Regions from separate parts of the Mus musculus genome. Here region 2 is linked to region 1. The links are chromatin loops, found by intact Hi-C in ENCODE. Cell type or tissue: gastrocnemius. All regions are shown on one strand.

Evidence for each region. Hi-C counts contacts between places; a loop is a spot of excess contacts. Peaks named below come from ENCODE experiments on the same cell type or tissue, not always from the same donor. Only the 100,000 strongest peaks of a DNase experiment are listed, where the experiment ranks them.
Region 2: it touches region 1 in a loop (4-fold over the local background); 24 of 42 quality-filtered maps call a loop at or near these places.

The regions. Positions count from the first base shown.
Region 1 is chr1:74,007,771-74,010,270 of GRCm38, reverse strand. The region is part of intron 4 of Tns1 (tensin 1); the gene reads left to right. Among named protein-coding and RNA genes, the nearest start is that of Gm39664, 22 kb to the left of the region's middle. In gastrocnemius, no CTCF peak of the experiment used is centred here; no DNase peak of the experiment used is centred here; H3K4me3 peaks cover 1,742 bases; H3K27ac peaks cover 2,500 bases.
Region 2 is chr1:74,067,630-74,070,129 of GRCm38, reverse strand. Tns1 (tensin 1) reads left to right here. Exons shown (of 33, transcript NM_001289895.2): 3 at 1,484-1,521. Among named protein-coding and RNA genes, the nearest start is that of Gm31637, 27 kb to the left of the region's middle. In gastrocnemius, no CTCF peak of the experiment used is centred here; DNase peaks (open chromatin) are centred at 15 and 1,263; H3K4me3 peaks cover 1,928 bases; H3K27ac peaks cover 2,500 bases.

The DNA of each region.
Region 1 (2,500 bases):
GCTGAAAGGGGCATGGGTGGCCATCTTTAGAAAATTCTGGAAAATGGAGCCATGCCAGAAGGCAAGCTTGACCTGAGGCTGACTTCCAAAGGGAGGGAGTCTGTGGGCCTGAGCTTCCCAAAGACCCCAGCAGCTGGAGATGGGAGGGGTCATACAGCCCAATTCAAGCACAACCGGAGGTTGTACAGTCCAGAAGGGCTAGGAGCATGAAGCCGCTCTTGAGGTGTTTGGATTTGTTTTCTATTGAACAATAGAACAAAGCAACATTTAGGAGGTGGAGATGGTCATGGGGCTAGTTGGTTTGTGAGGCAGGAAGAGGTTTCAAACATCAGACATGGCCCACCTGGGCTGTCTTGGGATGGGGAACTGATAACTGATGTCTGCTGCTGGAACCCCTCACTAGTCACTAACACCCATTAGGTGTGGGGTGCCAGCGAATGTTCCTTGGGTTTCCTCAGGCCCGCTCACATCCTGTCTTTTCTCAGGGCAGGCAAGTGTCATGGTCCCCAGAGGTCAGAGGTCAAAGCTTCTTTTTGACCACCAGTGGGAGAGGATCCTGCCTGCTTTAGCAGCCTGGTGTTTGGGGCAGAGCTGTGCCCAGGAGGTATAAGTCTGGCCTGGGATGGCTGACCAGGGCACACAGGGTTGCCAGATCAGAAGGCAAGGCAGAGGGAAACCATACCATAGAATGCATCTGTGCCCAACTCTAGACTCTCACCAGGGGGGGCCCTGGGTTTCAGGAGAATAAATGAACTCACTTGTGCTACGCCTTGGAAAGTCTGTTCTCTGTGGCCAGGCTGATTTAGAGGAAGGAGTAGGGGGAGCTCTAGAAGATGGTAGATCACACACCTTGGTACAAATTGCAGAAGCAAGCAAGCAAATATGGTATAAAAGTCAGACAGCCTGCTCTCGCTGGGGGAGAGTAGACCCTGTGATCTTGTGTATAACCTTGGTCTGGACACCTACTTGGTGGCCCTGACTGGCAAGATGGGGATGGGAATGTACTCTGCTGGAGAGGAAAGGGCCAGCTATTGACTCTGGCACTAGAGAGGGAGGGGCCGGGCTTAGAGGAGTTCACAGTCTGGGTGGAGAACAGGACCTTGAGAGCTAAGTACTAAGGGCCATTATGGGTCCTTGAGCAGGCAATTGACCCATGGCAGGGTTTTAGAGTGGGAATCTGCTGCCAGCTGGGGGTGGCTTGACAGGAAGGGGAAGGCAGGTGGAAGGGACTAGGGTAGACATCCAGTAGGGTCTTAGGGTTTCTGGGCCAGATTAGTTCAAGGATGCGGAGGAGGCAAAGCCTTATGGTAGACCTGGTCCTCTGTGGGAGGAGAGCTGTGATCAGAGGGAATACTCAGTATTCTAGCCTGGTCCTGATATGGGGCTGGAGAGGAGGTCCTGGGTGTCCCAGCCTCAGCCCGTGGTGTAGTGCTGGGCCCCTTAGGGTTGGCTTGGAGGAGGGGCTGAGACAGGAAGGGACTTGCTTGGCGCTCCTCTCGGGGGTGTGTGGAAGTCAGCATAGCTTTCCACTTAATCACCAGAGCCTGTTCTTTTCCCCTTGATGGCTGAGTGTGTCTATGAGAGGCAGTGACCTTGGCAGCAATCTACCCTGAACATTTAGGTCAGCGTCCCTGCCACCTGGGCCTCCTGCCTGCCCAGGATCCTGCTTCAGTCCCAGCTGTTCCCGTGCCCATTTTGTTGCCTCTTGTTGCTTTGGGGTGGAGCATAGCAGGGACACAGCTTTGGAGGGCTGACCTGGGCTCACATAGAAGCAAGCACCCTCCGGGAAATTGCCAGAAGAGGAGCCAAATGTTCCTTCTCCAGCCCCTGAGACCTTGACGTAGAATGAAGGCTCAGGAAGCCTGGGCAGGCAGCTGACCCAAAGCAAGCTTTTAAGGTGAGAGTCTCTGGCTTCCTCTGTCACTGCTGCTGCCTATAGGTTGCTGTTGTCATTATCTCTATTGAGAGGATGCCCTCATGGGGATGTTATGAGGCCATGCCTCCAGTATGCAGCCTATTGTCATATTCTGCTAAATGTCCCCAAATGCTATGCCTTGTCCCCCTGCCTCTCAGCACCCAACCCCATATCTACTTATGGTTCTATTTTGGGGAAAAAGTGAGCCCAGAATAGCCTTCCCTGTGTCTTGGGTCTGAGCAATTCCAGTTCCTTCTGGTTGGCCCCTCTGCCTCCCAGGCCCTTCCCCCTCCAAGATAGGTAGTGCTGGGTGACCTCACAGATCATCAATGTGGTGGTAGATGTGATGCCACGGGGTCTTTTTGGCTCCAAACTGCCCAGATTACAGACTTCCCTTGGGACAAGAGCAGAGAGATCTGGCAAGCTAGAGCTGAGGGTTTGAAGTGTTCTGGACAGAATGTTCCTCTGGAGGCTGAGTCTGCACTCTGCACCCTCCCTCTTGCCCCCGAGCCCTGGGCTCAGGCTGGGGCATCCCCAAGCCCCGGCATTTCCTTCCTCTGAACAGCAGCCCACAGATACATTTTT
Region 2 (2,500 bases), 60 kb before region 1:
AGGAGGCAGGGTCAGCTCTCCTGCTGTCCTTGGCCAGCTTACCGACACCCAGAGCCAGCTCTGCTGTGTTGCCTAGTTGGGGCACGGGTCATTGGATGCCTATTAAACTCTTACTGAGTACCAGGTACAGGAACGGTGGGGAGGGACCAATGGTGGTGAGTGTCTATCCGTAGTCTATGGCCAGCAGTGGGGGTGGGGTGGGGGGTGTTCTGGGCTCAAACCAACTGAACTGAGGTTTTCTCAGTCCTAAGATCTCTGTCCTAAGGAAGGCAGGACGGTGGAATACCTTCTGGAAGGGAGGGAGCGGTCACTTAGGGTGGGGAGCCAAGCTCAGGGACTCTGGAAAAGGCAAAGGTAAGTGGAATGTGGACGGCATGGTAAGGCATATGTGCCTACAGGTGATGGCCCTGAGCTGCTCTGTGGGCTGCCAGGGTTGGCACAGACAGCCTTGCTCAGCCCGTGTTGAGTCACACAGCCTGAGCTGGGCCAGGACAGGGTGCCAGTGACCAAGGTGACATCCAGGCTCTACCTTGCTGGCCTGGCTGGATGCGGGGCACTCCAGAGCCTCTATGACTGTGGAGGGGGCCTTTGACCCTCTACAGCCGGGCCAAGTGCTAAGAGCTGGTGGCTGAAGCTGGAAGGGGTGAGGGAAGGCAGGCAGAATAGGAGCAGCTGAGACTTGATTTAGGGTGTTCTCTTGCCTGCTGCCCTGTTTCTGTAACCACTGACCGGGTCCTCCTGTCCCAGTCAACCTAAAGACCAGGAGACCCAAATCAACCCAGAGCCCAGGTCAGAGGCCCTCAGCCACCCCTGGGAAGAGCTCCTGGAACCTCCTACAAGTGCCAAGTGCCCCGGGGGTGGGGCAGCCGAACAGGGGACATTCCTGGCTTCTGGAACCTGATAGGAAATTTGATTCCAGCTTCTGTGGTGGGAGGGAGAGCAAGTTCTCCGTGTGTGTGTGTGTGTGTGTGTGTGTGTGTGTGTGTGTGTGTGTGTGTACTAACATGCAGGAAGGAACTGTGTGTGTGTGTGTGCACATGTGTCCTGTGCCACAGATCCCAGGGTCTCTGCAGCATGGGTGTGTGTGACGCTCCCAGCATGGTGTGTGTGTGTAGGGGAGGGAGGGGGGAGGTCCCAAATTCTGTGTGTGTGCCCGCGGGTGTGCCCGGGCCTCTGGCCTAGGGGAGTGCACGTGTGACAGGCCCGCCTGCTGTCGGGTGTGAGGGGAGAGGCCCCTCGCTCCTCTGTGCCGCTGGCACTAGGCCTGGGTCCCCGCCACCTCAGCCTGGCGGGGCTCCAGCGGACGCCCTCGGGGTACGCACCCGGGCTCCCCATTCTTTCTCCCCACAGTCCCCCCTCCCTTCTTCTCGTCCCCCCCCCCTCCCCCTGGCGGGTGTGGAGGGCCGGGGTGGGAGGAGATTGCGCCTGAGTTTCCATTTCATACCTCGCGGCTAAAAACTTTCTTTCTGTCTCGCTCCCACAGTCTGCAGCTTCTCCTGTCATCGGAAATGCCAGGCCAAGGTAAGGGGCAGCCGGCCGGCCGGGGTAGGGGCGGTCTAGGGCGGGCGGCATAACTGCTCTTTGTTTATGCAAAGCGCGGAGCGAGTGTCAAGGTGAAGGCCAAGGCCGCGGAGGCGCTGGGGGTCCTGGGGTCGCCATGCACTGCCTGCATGGCCCCACTCAGCCAGCCTGGGGTAGCCTGGTCCGTTGCTTGACAGAGAGTGGGAGTGGGGCCGTGGAGTCGGCTGACACGGTGCCACCCATTCTTCATGGGCCAGCTCTCCTTTTGGGTGCTTAGTTTCTCCAGTGCTTCCTGGCGGGCCATGCAGGAGAGGGAAACTGAGGCAAGAAGACGGGAGCGATTGCTGGGCCCTGATTGTTCAAACGTCTTTTCGGCCTGGGCAGAGGGTGGTGGGTCCGCTTTGTGGAGTAATGGGGTGTAGGGAGGTGGGGGGGTGGGGGTGTCATGAGTCTGGAAGGAAACTGCTGGCAGGTGGCTCAGTTCCGTCGCGGGCGGTTAGACCTAACTAGATAGAGCTAGTAAATAGAGACCTACTAGATAGAACTCTCCCTGCTCTTCCCCAGCTTCTGCTCACGGTCGAGGCCGCCCCGCCCCCCTCCTTGCCTTTCGCAGGCCCTTGCTTTATAAATTTGACCTCTTCCAGGAGCCCAGGTGAGAGGGCCATGGAGCCTTCAGCAGGGAGGTTAGGCACAGCGGTGGTGCCTAACTTCCCCCTGCCGTACCCTCCCCCTCCCCCTCCTCCCCGGGCTTTATTTTTTTGTTAGTTGAGTGATGCTATGCATGCTAAGGCTCTAACTGAAGCCCCTTCATCCCAAGGATATGGGGAATAAGAACTCCAAAGCATTGTGAGTGTAGGTGAATTAAAGACTCTTAAGTGCTCAGCTAGGTGCACCAGAAGTGCTCAAACAAACAAACCAAACCAAACAAAAACCTGGTACCAAGGAGCAATTGGGGGCCTGGTTGGGAGGGGAAGGGGCC